2 separate regions of the Mus musculus genome follow, and region 2 is linked to region 1. The links are chromatin contacts, found by Hi-C or POLR2A ChIA-PET in ENCODE. All regions are on one chromosome and are shown on one strand. Each heading gives the region's core, a stretch centred on a gene start or an enhancer-like site at or near the end of the contact. The rest is flanking DNA. Distances are from core to core; before and after follow the strand shown. Region 1 holds the start of 2310047K21Rik (a long non-coding RNA gene). Region 2 holds the start of Prrg4 (proline rich Gla (G-carboxyglutamic acid) 4 (transmembrane)).

Region 1 (7,289 bases), core at 3,807-6,306:
CTCAGAAGCTCAGTACATTTTAATGTGTGAATGAATACATGCCATTACATTTCTTGAGCTTTCATTAAAGAGATATATTTGATGATAAAGGCAACATTACCTCATCTAACAGGCAGGTACCAGACACCAATTTAATGAACAAAAGAAAATACATGTATGTATGGCAGATACTCTTTAGTACTCATTCCAGAGACTGTGGCAGGGAAATAGGAAAACAAACAGTGGCCTATATCCCTATTCTTCAATAATCACACATCTAAACTCTTGGACCCTGCTACAGGGTGGAGAGGGAATAAGATGCATATATACCCTCACTCCAACCCCATCTTATCCCATACAAAGTCATGTGCCACCATACCTGGTTTTTATGTGATGCTGGTTTTAAGGCCTGCAGCATGCTAGGCAAGCAATCTACTCTCAGTGACTTAAGGTTTCTCTGTGTAACCCTGGCTGTCCTAGAACTCAAGAGAGCCACCTGCCTCTGCTTCCTGATTGCTGAGATTAAAGTGTTAAAGCTAGAGTGTCCTTCAAGTTTTTGGAAAAGATCTTATAAAATCACAATTTATAGGTAAAGACAATCCCAAATGAGCAAAAGGCTATTTCAACCAAACTTCTGTATTAGAGTTCAAAAAGTATTAATGCATGGTAACAGTATCATTTATTTCATGAGCTAATTTTTACTAGCCTCTGTTTTAAAGCCACACATCAAGTGTTTCACGAAAATCCTTTGCAATAGGTTTTTCTAAAACAGTTATATCAGTATCAGTGTTTTACCTGCATGTATATATGTACATCATATGTATGCATGGTGCCTCCCAGAAGAGAGCATCCAATCTCCTGGAACTGGAATTACAGATGTGTGAGCCTCCTTGTGGGTGGGTGATGGGAACTGAGTCAAGCTTGAGTGACTCTTAACTGCTGAGCCACATCTTCAGCCCTACAGTACATATTCTTTCTAAGTTTATGGATGAGAAAACTAAGGCATAGACATATTAAGCAACACATCTGCAGCCACCAAGCTTCTAGGTCATGAGGCTGAGATTTAAACTTGGGCACTGTGAGTCTGGAACCTCTATGTTTAGCCATAATACTGCACTGCTGTATGGTAAAAGTCTAATGGTATCCACCATGTGACAGTTAAAGTTTCCTGACTTGGCCTAGAAACAATGCACTATCCTATTTCAGTGTCCTTTTTGCTGTAGACTGAACATTCTTCTTTCAACTGCACTGCACTTTCCTGGTTCTCCTTCATCATCTCTGGCCCACAGCTTTTCCTTGTTCTTGACTAGTTTTTAATTCCTCTTCTAACTAATCCCTCATGTTTACTCAAAGCTTGGGATTGATGTGTTTTTAAATGCCATCTCAAAGGAGATGATCGTATTTGTTTTCAGTTCAAACCTCCTTTGAGTACCCAGTCACATATTCCACTCTCTCTGACCTTTTACTTGAGTAGTAAAGGTCATTTAATGATGAGCTCATGCTTTTACACCCATCTCACCTCTAGTTCTCCTTACAGATTCATCTTTGTCCACACCTCCTGTCACCTAGTTGCTCAGGCCAGAAACCTGATCATTCTGTCACCAAACCTTATTGCCTTTTACAGAGTCGAGACACTGGAAAAAGAGGCTGCCTTTGAACTCAAAGCAATCTTCTTCTATCCTGGGGTTACAGGTGCAAGTTTCCATGCCTGTCTAGCCCCGAGACTGTTAAAGATTCCTTCATTTCTCTTTGTTTCCATTCTGTACTGATACAAGCTCTTATTATCTTTCACTTACATGATTTATAAAGCTCCCTAATTTAAGAGCACCTTAGCCTTTTTCTTAATCCCTTCAATTTATTCCCTTTTATAGAATCCATATTGAAAACACACACACACACACACACACACACACACACACACACACACACCACCCCTCAAACAACCTCCTAAACGGTCATGATAATAAGCAAAGCATATGATCATTTGGTTTCCAAAACTGAGTGCCACAAACTATTAGAAATGTACAAGAGTAGTTAGTTCCTAGCCCAAAACTACACAAGTAACTACCAAGTGCTACATTAGAAACACTCAGAGTCCAAAATCCTCTCCATAAATCCTTTTTAAAGAAACAAACAAAAAGTCTCCTTATCATTTTCCAAGTGTTACAACAATCAAATATGGTGTACATCTTTAATCCCAACACTTGGGAGTCAGAGGTAGGCAGTTCTGTATGTTTGAGGCCAGCCTGATCTACATAGTAAGTTCCAGGTCAGCCTTGTCCAGGGGGGGTGGGGGGGAGAAAACAACCAACCAAAACCAACCAAAGAAAGAAAGAAAGAAAGAAAGAAACAAATCTATTATCTGATGGAACTGCTGTACCAAAGAAAATACTGTTTCAAACTCATGATTTCCTTGGCACCTCCTGTTAAGTGATGAAAATGCATTTTAGGAGCAAGCAAAGACATAAAGTAGAACGTTAGATCCCATGTCAGTAACAGGTGAATGCCATGACCATCTGTCCGTTTCTGAGTAAGTTACAGGAAACAAGGTGGCAGACAGGCTAATTCTTTATGGATAAATATCTGTATTACATCATCACAGCTAGTGTTCATTTGTACCTTCCAAAGAAACTGCCACAAAAGGGAAACAAAAACATTCAACTGATACATGAATTACGAAACAGCTTTTCTAAATGTTGTAAAAATATGATTAAGCTTTTGAAATGCCCAATCTTTAAGGACTCTGAAGGCACAGTCCGGCTATAGTACTTTGGATATAACTGAAATCAGAGGACATTTGCCTGGCTTGAAGAAAAGTAATGCACAATTAAGAAGTGTGAGCAGCCCTGTACAGATGGCCTAATCCTAACACAACATGTTAACAAAGCAGGTTTTATGGGGGAGGGGAAAAGCCTGCATTATCTACGCTATAATTTAGCTGACCACACCCCTCCAAAATGTTTTAAAGCAAGGGGTTAGGGAGTGGATCTAAGGACCAGCAACATCCAAAACAATAACAAAAATCTTTTAAACTTGTTTTCAAACATGCTTAGGTAGTTATTCAGAGTTAGACTGATAACATTTGGAAAATATGGCCAGTCAGCTTTTGCTTTTTGCCTCAGAGGTATTCTGCTCAAACAAATAACAGACAATAACTAGGCAGGATTTCAGTGTTATTTACCAAAAAGAAAAAATATTTGAGATATAAGAAATGCTACGCATTACCCATCATTGCTGATCTCTGGAGAGAAAAAATTGTAAGTCATATAGATAATGTAACTGTTCTCTGTAAAATGATAAACTACCACCAAAAATAACCAAGGAAGGGTCTAATATTCTTCCTAAAAATTCTTCAAAATGTTTTATTTACAATAACACGACACTATAGCTATTTCTGTAAGACCTCAGCGTCTCCAGTTAGCTCGAAACTGGAAAAATCACTTTCTTTTTAAAAATCCGGGCTCTTTTTAAACAAAAGATTTTTCTGAGGTTTATAATTACTCTTTTATTGAAGCATTATTATTTTTCTTTCTTTCATAATAACTCCGAGACTATCTAAGACAAAGACTAGTTAATTCTTTACACATCTATTCTAAATCATGAATGCGGCACTTTCATAAAAACAAAGGTAATTAGAATGTGTAAAGTGAAATAAAAAGTTCACTCGTGTCGTTTAAATCGTTTAGAAACCTGGTGAGATCACATAGGTACAAGGCTTCCTGTTGGTAGCTGAGGATGAAGTCATTACCAGCCAGGATTTCCCTGTTCTTGGGTCAGAAGCTATACCTACTAGATCGAGTATTGTTTAGGGGAGGCGGTTTTTAAAAAGTACCCCGCTCCCAAAGCCAGACCACGCCTTCCAGTTATCATTCGAATGTGACCATTTCAAAGTGTAGTACTGCTACACATTTCTCGCGAGCTTAAATAGCAAACAGGAGTCCCCATTTTGGGGTCTACTGCCCATGCTGGAGAGCCGCACTATACAATGAAGTGGAGACGGAGAAGCATGCTTTGGGTCTTCGACCTCTAGAGCCTTCTTTGACCACCAGCCCTCAACGCTTCCCAAAACTCAGTCACCCCCAGACACTGAAAGCCAAGAGGGAATCTTGACTTCCTGCCGTTGTTAAAAGCAGAGGAAACCCAAAAGCAACTTTGAACGCGTGGAACACTACATCACTATAAACATATGTCACCCAGCCCCTGCTTTGCATTCGTGTCCCGCCCTGGGGGTTCTCTTGCAGCCCAGTCATCCCAGGACCCCCAGTGTCAGCGACACGGCCCCGCTCCTCGTCATGCCCTGCCACCGCCCTCACCTTCACACTGCCGAAGCCCCCAACACCACATTGTCGGCCACCCAGATTCCAATACAATGGAATGTCACTGCCCAGGACTCCGCGGCGCCCCTTTAGGCCTCCCCGCGGAGTCAGTCCCGGTTCCCCAGATACCGAGGTCAGCCCGGAGCTTAAACTTTACCATGTGGGAGTCCAGCACCGAGAGGTGACTGCGCCCCTCCATCCCACCCAACCTTCCCTTTCTGCCCCACGCCCCGACCCGCCCCAGGAGCGAATCCTGCACCATGCGCCCCCTCCCAGCCGGGACCACCCGCCAGGAGTTGTCCACCGCCTCTCCCGGGAGCAAAGAAGGGCGCCTCGAAGGCTCCCCACCCGGCCTGGGCCCCCGAGAGGGGCGGGCACAGGCCCCGGCGCATCCGCGGCCTTTCCTGGCCCAGTGAGACCCCGCGCCCACCCTCTCTACCTGGCCTTGAGGCTGGGACTGCTGCCGCTGCAGCTGGGGCTGGAGGCGGCGGCCGGGACCCGGGCTTCGTAGGCCCAGGCGGGGGCAGCGGGCTGCGTGGCGGCGCTGGCGGGGGGCGCGGGAGGCTCAGCGAAGCCCGCGGGCGCGTAGTGCGCGTCCATGGCGGGGGCTGAGGCGGCGGGGGCGGGCGGGAGGCGCGGGGAGGAAGAGGCGGTGGCGGGAGCTGCCCCTCACATGGCGCGGCCGGGGGGCGGGGGCGCCTGGGCGGGGGAACCGGGCTGCGGCGGGCGGGCCTCGGCTCGGACGTCAGGAGAGCGGCGGCGCCTGCGGCCGGGACGCGAGGCGGCCACAGCGCCCGCAGCCCGGGCGCCCCATGTTGTTGGATTTCCCAGGATGCACCTCCCGCGCCCTCCGCCCGCTCGTCGCCCCGCCCCCCTCGGCGCCCCGCGCTGCTGGCTGCGGATTCGGGAGCCGGGCCGGACGAGGGCTGCTCCGTGGACGCCCTAGCGGTGAAGAGAAGGCCTACGCGCCGGAGCACCCGCATGGGTGCGGACAGGAGAGGGCTTGCCAGCACTGTGCCTGGAGTTCGTTACTCTGCGCTCCCGGGTTCTTTGAAGGAACTCAAACACTCGATTCCCGCTTGTGATTTCTTTCTCTGCGCCCCAAACCACAGACAAGGGACTGTTGCTTTGCAGTACTCGCTTCCTGCCCAAAGTTTGCTGGGCTTAGAGGATCTGGTTCCTGCTTCCTGGGGGAGATTTCTATTCAAATTGATTCAAATTCAAACGAATTTTGCAGCCCTAGCTGAATGGGCCTTTCCCAGGGGCACTTATTAACTGTCCCCACCCCCCACCTTGGGGATTTTCTTACTCTGGAGTTCAGAATCTTCTATCCCAAGATAAATACCGCCTCATCATTGATTAGTCCAACTACCATCTGGATGACTTTAATTACAATACATTCGAACTCACTATGCACTTTGTTGGGGCTCTCTGCTCAAGATGTTTAATCTCTGCAAGACTCTACCCAAACATTGCCTTATCGGACTTCTAAGCTGTGTGGTGTGAGTAATTTGATGACTTTGAGGTCGTGCCTACCCGAACTGTTTCTCCTTATGAGTAATGAAATTCAGGGATCATATGAATCGTTTGGCTTGTGATCCATAAGTTGAAAGTTAAAACTAACCGTGAAGCTTAGATTTAATGACTATCTCTCCTTTTAAAAAAAATCAATATTGGCTTAACACCTATCACGTGCTTAGCAAAGAGATCTCTCAAGATAAAGACTAGCACAAAGGTTTAAGCCAATCAGACAGGCGTAACGGAAGACCTAATAGAGCTGATACTCTCTATCTCTGGTGACTATCTAAACTTCTGTAATACCTGCCATTAGATCTGCCATCCCCTCCGAGACTGATTTTGTTCTGAGACTATGTTTTCCTCCTGGCGCCTTCATTCTTTTGTTTCTATGCTGTTTTTAGTGAAAAACCTTCTGCACCTGTGACTCTTGCAGCCTGGTCCCCCGGTGGGGAAGAAAAGAAAGTAGTGGTAATTTACAAATGAATTCGAAGGTGTGGACGCAGTAGACCTTTCCAGTTTTATGTTAATCTCATTAAGCATTTACCTAGGATATCTTTGGAAAGTGGTTTTCCTTGAGGAAGGAATTTGCCAAATCTCAGATCCAGCTGAGAAGTACGGCAAATATCCTCCTCCCTCTACAACATTTACTTCCAGCAGACTGGTGATCTGGAGTCTAAATGAAGCAAGTCTTCACAACTAGCTAATATATTTATAAGTACTTTTGTGAGCACTAAATTTTTGTCTCTGTGGAACGTGTGGGAAACGGAGTGGTATGCTGTAAATGTTTTATAGAATTTAGTTGGAGATACAACCAGTATTGAAGGGTGAGTTTACAGATTAAATCCAAACAAGTGGCAGTAAAACCTTTATAGTCTTTACAACAGTATGCAGTTTGTTTATACCACAGAAATCAGAGAAAAGACATTAAGGAAAAATTGTAGTAATTTGAAATAATATTCTTATTTCCATATATCTTCCTGAATAAAGTTTTGTTTAACCCAAAAACAATACGAGTATTTTCTCAACTGTTAGGTTCTTATGAATATCATTACTAAATAACTTTATATATGTATACATGTTTATAGGGCACAGTGTGGAACTCTGATACAGGTAAGCAAATATTTTAAAGTTGTAAAGCCATGTATCCTTGACTTTTAAACTCATCCTGAATGAATGAATGATCTTAAGAAGGGTGCCCCACCACTGCAAGCTTTGCATGTCTGTTTCAAGGTGCCCCACCACTGCAAGCTTTGCATGTCTGTTTCAAGGTGCCCCACCACTGCAAGCTTTGCATGTCTGTTTCAAGGTGCCCCACCACTGCAAGCTTTGCATGTCTGTTTCAACTCAAGCCTAACCAAGCCGGTTCAAGCCTGTTCCCGGATCAAAAGTTTAGAATGAGCGTTGCTTTTCTTGTTTTTAAATAAGAAATCCAGTTGTGTGTGTGGTGGTGATGATGTAGCTCTCAGAGAAAACTCT
Region 2 (6,828 bases), core at 155-2,654, 33 kb after region 1:
TCAGATTTTGCCAGGTTAGGCTTTTTAAATGGAAGCAGGAACCAATTTGTGACCTGTAACCGAAAATCCTGGGCCAGCAAACTACACTTAATCTCTCAAGCATCTGCCTTTATCTACACAACGTTTGGAACAATGACCAGAAGGGTCATCCTACCTTCCAGCCCTTGCTCTGGATCTCACAAATCCAGACTAGGGGACAGGATGTGGCTCAGCGGTAGAGCACTTGTCTATATGGGGACTCCCAGCGGTGCACAAACAAGTCCTGACAAGAGTCTGGCCTCCCTGTCAGTCTTCCAAGAAGCAGCCTTCCTCTTTATAACTAACACACAGCTTCATCTAGGAAACGACAACTCACTGACTTTCGGACTTCGAAAAAGGCTTTCAATTTAGTCAACCACAAACCAGGTGTTAAACATCTGTTTACTAAGGGAGATACGTTTGTACATATTATAGTTAAAAACCCACAACTCTAAACAAGAAAGCCACAAATTAAAACATAGGATATGCTGTTGCACTGTGGTTCACGGGGGCGTGTAATTCCCCCTACCACACTTTGGCTTGAGATCTACACAGTAGACCGCAACTGGTTTCAGAAGTGTTTTCCCCCAATCGGCAGCCATGCTTGCTTACCTTCTTCTGGGGCATGTTCGGAATCCTTTAGGCTTCTGATACAATGAGGAACTGCGAGGGTAAGTCTGGGCAGCTGGCTGAGTACGATCAGAAGTGGAAACATAGTCTAGCAACTGTCAAACAAACTAAAACAAAAGTGACAACGACATTAAAAGAAAAGAAAAGAAGCAGGCCAAGTCTCAGCCTGTTGGGTTTTAGTCGGAACTGAGTCAACAACGACCTGTTGCACCCCACGGGTCGCTCTTAATCTATGGGACCCAAGGCGCTCCGGGCAGGTGGCACCTCCGGAGCGCCTGGGAACAAAAGGTACTCCCGGGAAGCTGCGGAGGAGAGTTCGGACACTGGCCCAGGCAGACGCGACTCTCGCCCACGCTGACAGGCAGCTAGGTGCTGGAATGCCACTGTCGAGACATCGTCTCTGGATGACTCTCCCACTCCTCCCCGCCCCGCCTCGCCGCTGGTCGCCGCACCTGTGTCCCCGGGCGCATGTTCCAGCAGCCCCTGGGCGGGAACCGAGTTATCCGCTTGGCCCGAGAGGTGGCCTGGCCCTGAGTCGCGGACGCCTCTGGATCTCGGCGACAGTCGGAGCCTAGCTCTTCGCGGCTCCAAGGCGACACCAGGACGCAAAAGAGGCGCCCAGGATCCGCGCAGGGGCGCTCGGGGAACGTGCGCCGCACGGGGCCCAGCTTGTGTGCTGGAGCCACTCCCACCGCTACCGGACGAGGAGGTCACCTGGCAGCGCTCCACCTCCCGCTCTCGGTCCCCAGCCCTTCTCGACTGAGACCCGGACGCTCACACTTTGGCGGCCTATCAGAGCGCCCTCCCGAGGTTACCTTCGGTCAGCTGTTCTCGCAGGGTGGTCCAGGGATGAGAACATAGCATTCATCCGAGAAAATATACTTTGTTAGTGATTTGCATTGTCACATGACCAAAAATCAATTAATAGCAATTACAAAGTTCTCAGATGTATTTCACCAGGTCTGGGTTGTCTACAAAAATACTTTCAAATATGTCCCCGAGTCAAAATTGTTTCCACGACAACAATGCAAGGTTTCACCTCTTTTACTTTCATTCTTTCCCTCCTTGGGTTTACAGTGGAAATTTCCAGAAGCTGTTTGACATGTGATGATATCATCACTCTGCTAACTAATAAGCCTCCAGTGGATGAATACTTGTGATGCTTAATATCTTCCATACTACTAGGTTAGTGTCGGTATGTAAATTTAAACAAAATGTGACAAATTGTGTTTGTTCTCAGAATATTTCTGCTTTTATTAGATATCTTTGGCCGTAGCTACCCATATACCCAGACAGCTAAAAAGTTCATCCTTCTTGAACAAATAATCTTAGATCTTGAACTTTTCGTTGAGTTTTTTTCTTTTTTCTTTTTTTTTTTTTGAAACAGCAAGAGCATAAGCACCCTTAATTGTCATGAGATGAAGTTAAATTTTGAAAATTTCTCTATTTAAAAATGTTGTGTGAGAGATATAATTAAAAATAATTCAAGAGGCCCAGAGCTCGAGGTGTGAGAAGATAGGAGAACAGTGTCTCACCACACTCTTCATGTCCAAACAGCATGCGCTGTTACTCTTGGGAACGCTATTTAAATTTTGCTCTTTGGCCAGAGTAGCCTGGAACTTCATACAGTTGAAACAGAGCACAGTGAAATGGCATTCCCACTCCTTTCTAGTCTCCAGTTAATTCACTTTTCACCAAATTTGTTTTCTTCCCTGAAAGGCTATTATCTATTTTATTCTGATTAATGGATTCAAGTAAGAATTTCCATATGTTTTGCAGACGTTGTTTTTGTTTCCTTCCAAACACTATCCATGCCCCACGCCCTAGAGGCTTAAGCGGTCTGGAAAATGGAGTCTGCTCTTTCACCTTACTTAAGCAGTGGAGATCAGACTGTGGAGAAGCTAGAAATACCTTATGGTTGAGCACAGGAATCGGAAGTATCTCTCAGGAGACCCATTCTCCTGCTCCCTCATTTAGACAACCTGTGGCTGGAAGCCCTGGGAAGAGAGGGATAAACACCATTTTGCTTTTGGGAGAACTGAGTCTTTCTGAGATCTGTATCTAACAATGTAGACTGTCAAGTTCTACTAGGGCAAGGGCAGATTTCGTTACTTCCTTTCCAGTACGCAGAAAAAGCCTCTCCTGGTTATTATATTCAGTACATTTTGTTAGGTGGCAGCTATTTATTGTTAAGTAGAAATGCTTCTCACTTTTATTTAGTGTGTGTGTGTGTGTGTGTGTGTGTGTGTGTGTGTGTGTGTTCAAGATAGGGTTTCTCTGTTAGCCCTGGCTGTTCATTATGCAGACCAGGCTGGCCTCTAACTCAGAGATCTGCCTGCCTCTGCCTCCAAAGTGCTGGGGTTAAAGACATGCACCAATACCACCCAGCCACACTATTTTTAAAAATAGCATTTTATTAATTCTTTGAGAATTTCATACTATGTATTTTGATCATATTCACCTCTCCTTCCCAATTCCTCCCATACCTATCCTCACCTCCCTCCCTACCTAACTTTGAGCCCCTCTCCCCAATCTAATCCAGTTTTCATTGTCCAACACCTGAGAGTCGGGCTTTTTCCTGCCCTATGAGGAGTCACAGGAGTCTTTAAAGGAAGCTGACAAACGCTAATTGCTTCTTCCATAGTGCTGGGCTTCTGTCTGGCTTGAGCTGTGGAAAGAAAGTCTTGTGCTTGCTGTCAGCTTCACACTGTTTTAGGGAGAGGCACATAGTGAGAGAAGCTCCCTGCAGTGAAGTCAGCAGATGGGAATCTGATAGCATTCCTTGGTAGAATGAGCCTACTCACATCGCTGGAAATTTGGGCGGAAACAAAGGAGGCTTTGTGTTCACATCAAATATGAGCATTTATAGACTGGCGGTGAGGTGAGGGGAGTCAGAAAAGACAAGATTGTTTCTCAGCGGTGGCTTACAAGCTACACATTCCCTTTTGATATGGGCCCTAAAATGGTATAGCACTTGGCAGGACACATACATGACCACTATGGAACTGAAAGATGTTCTGGGGTTGGGGGGGGGGGCAGGGAGGGGAAGAGAGAAGGAGAGAGTTAGTAGCAGACTCTTGATTTGTTCTGTTATTTACTTATTTTCTTCTGCATTTGATTTCTTATTTTATTATTATTTTTTATAATCACAACATCCTTACACTTTTATTTGTCCTAAAGTATTTTAAGTTCTCTTCCAGAAAGCATTTCTCTGCCATCAGTAGAGCTGGACCAGGTGCTCTAATTCTCATTTCACGCAGAAGGACATTGAAGCACGGCAAAGTGAACGCATAAGGAGCCAGGTTCCTGAGTCTTTCCAGTCCTGTCTCTGAATTATTAAGCAATGAAGGGCAATGGGTAAAGGATTGTTTAATTTCAAAGGTAATAAGAAAAAAAGGGCAAAATAGAGCAATGAGATTAATGGACTTGGATGATGTGTCAACGCATCTCTGGGTTTGAGCACATACACACCCACCCACTTACCTATGTGAATTCAAGAATGAAATGGGAACTGGCTCCTGTGTGGGCTTGGGGATGGACTCAAGGGCTGTGACGGAAGTGTTTGGGTGGTGGTCACGAAGCTCTTCCGTGTAAGGCTGACTGTAGTTCTGGAATAGGAGAGGAGCTGAACTTACATCTTGGTGACATTTAGCCTTGACATTTCAACAGCAACTGGCTGCTGTTTTAATTTATCCCAGTAAAATCAGTAAGCAGAGAAGAAATGACTCCTACTCCTCAATGTTAATTGTGTATCCGTGCGAAGGTATTTCTCGGAGTTATTGCATAGGGGTTAAAGACTGGTTTTATATGTTTGCCGGGAGCCCTGGTGGGAAACTTTTGATGGAGTTTAGATTTAATTCCATCATATAAGTAGCAAAATATTTCAATAAAAATCAAGGATCCTGAAAAATGTCATCTATTTCCTTTCATGAGCCGTGATGAGAGCTATGTTCTGATAAAAAAAAGTCCTATCGTCCTTTCAAGGCACCTAGAAACCTGAAATGGTGTGGTTCTGAGCTCTCCCCAGGGCCCTGTGATAAGGACTTTTGTCACAGTTTGTCATAGAGCTTGTCACTGTGCGCATGGACCTTACATTTTTTACAGCTGCCATCAGTTCTTTTCCCATCCCTCATTTCTTATCATAAGCTTTGTTCCTCCCACTTACCCTCTCAGGACTGGTATTACAGGTGTTCACCACACAACTTTTCTGGCTTGTTTTGTAAACACATGCTCAAGTAATCATAGCGTTCCAAACGAGTTTTCTTTTTTTTTTTTCATGCTCAGTTTATGCAGAATCATTTGCAAAGCCATACTTTCCATATATGTCACCTATCGAAAATGAAACAAATCGTGCATTTCTACCTATAACTGACTCCGTTTGATGTGATAGTATGGGTGAGAAGTGCAGCTCACTGGTAGAGCACTGATCTACCTTTTGAAAGGCACTGGGTTCTAGTCTCAGCACCAGTAAATTGAGGAAGACAGAACAGAGCAAGCGCCTATAATCTCAGCTAATCTGGAAGCTGAGGCAGGAGGAGCATGGGTTGAAGCAAGTCTGGGCAAGATGGCTGCACAGCGTGATAATGCTACTGCTGATGGAAAGACACATGCATACACATTTGTGTGCACTTGCACATGTGCATGAGCATGCTGAGAGAAAGGAAATACATGTCATGTGGCAGTGTTCCCAGGACATGTACAAACAGGATCCCATGTTCTCTCTTATTTAGTCCTGCGTTATTTCACCTAACATCCTATCTCCACTATCTCAAATACTGAGATGCAGAGTGTAGTTTTGATTCTCCCCGGTCTGGATAATCTTGAATTACAACTTTTTTATTTATTTATTTATTTATTTATTTATTTATTTATTTATTTATTTATGTAATTTGGGGATTTTTGTTGTTTTTTCTCTTTCTTTCTTTCTTTCTTTCTTTCTTCCTTTCTTTCTTTCCTCTCTCCCCTCCTCCTCCTCCTCTTCCTCTTCCTCCTCCTCCTCCTCCTTCTCTTCTTCTTCTTCTTCTTCTTCTTCTTCTTCTTCTTCTTCTTCTTCTTCTTCTTCTTCTTCTTCTTTTCTCTCTCTCTCTCTCTCTCTCTCTCTCTCTCTCTCTCTCTCTCTCTCTCTCTCTGATATAAGATTTTCAACTAGCCTTGAATGCCACAGTCATTTTCCTTCCCTGGATGAATGCTGGGGTTGTAGGCAAGTACCACTATATCTGGCATAATTAAGAATTTATACTTTTTTTTTAAAGCTGTTCGACTTCTCTAATATTCCTTTTTTACAAATTCCATCAGATCCCATTACAGATGGTTGTGAGCCACTATGTGGTTGCTGGGAATTGAACTCAGGACCTCCAGAAGAGCAGTGAGTGCTCTTAAATAATGAGCCACCCCTCTAGCTCCAGTCAGTGCTCTTAATCTTTGCACCATGTCTCCAATCTCAAAATGGTTATTTTTAATATCCCCTTCTTTGTGTTTTTGTGTATTCCTTTTCTCTCCTCCTAATCTTAACTTTTACTTTCTCCTTTCATTCCTTTGAATCTCTTCAAAGTTGCCTTCATAAACATTCTATGATTGTAATCTTTTTCTCTCCTTTTTTGCCTGCCCGCCCGCCTGCCTGCCTACCCTCCTGCCCGCCCACCTGTCTGTTTTGATGTTGGAGGTCCACTCCAGGGCTTCCTGGGTGCTATGTGTGTGCATCTCAGTCCTTTTGCTTACATTCTTTCCCTTTCTAAAGATCTGTGTAACTTTCTTAGGCTGAGCCACCTGAAACTACCCTTTTTTTTTTTTTTTTTTGTACATTGGAAGTAAAAAAGTCAAATGTTTGTAATCTTATCCCACAGTTTAGTCATTTTCTTCCAAACTCAAAATTTGCTGAATGGATGACTAAGGCAGCCTTTCCTGATAAAACTAGCTAGCCTAGGGCATTTGTCTGTTAGAGCCGGAGGCAGGATTAGAGAACTTTGTATCAACCTTGAATGCAGAATCTTTTTTTTTTTTTTTTTTTGCCAAGCATTCCAGGCTACTATCTGTCCTCTAACTCTTGAACTTCTGCCTCCAGAATTCTGGGGTTGTAAGCATGCACCACCACAGCTGAACACTGAGCCTGTGATCACAGCTAGTTATAATACATTTGCTGATTACTTTATTCCATTATCCTTATCATTAATGTGCTATAGG

Evidence for each region. A loop is a pair of places that touch in the nucleus more often than their neighbours do. ChIA-PET counts read pairs that join two places held with the same protein, here RNA polymerase II (POLR2A).
Region 2: a loop to region 1 is called in a map of heart, with 3 times the contacts of the local background. The contact joins the promoter of Prrg4 here to the promoter of 2310047K21Rik in region 1. A Hi-C loop is called at or near these places in 1 of 37 maps with a recorded cell type or tissue (heart). POLR2A ChIA-PET finds 5 or more read pairs at or near these places in 5 of 5 experiments (Patski and embryonic stem cell).

The regions. Positions count from the first base shown.
Region 1 is chr2:104,811,866-104,819,154 of GRCm38, forward strand. 2310047K21Rik (a long non-coding RNA gene) reads left to right here and starts at 5,057. Exons shown (of 3, transcript XR_003953885.1): 1 at 5,057-6,637. Qser1 (glutamine and serine rich 1) reads right to left here and starts at 4,831. Exons shown (of 12, transcript NM_001123327.2): 1 at 4,735-4,831. It overlaps Gm39898 (a long non-coding RNA gene), which reads left to right and starts at 6,966. Exons shown (of 2, transcript XR_866613.1): 1 at 6,966-7,005; 2 at 7,044-7,289.
Region 2 is chr2:104,848,446-104,855,273 of GRCm38, forward strand. Prrg4 (proline rich Gla (G-carboxyglutamic acid) 4 (transmembrane)) reads right to left here and starts at 1,405. Exons shown (of 6, transcript NM_178695.5): 1 at 1,101-1,405; 2 at 631-755. The coding sequence starts at 733.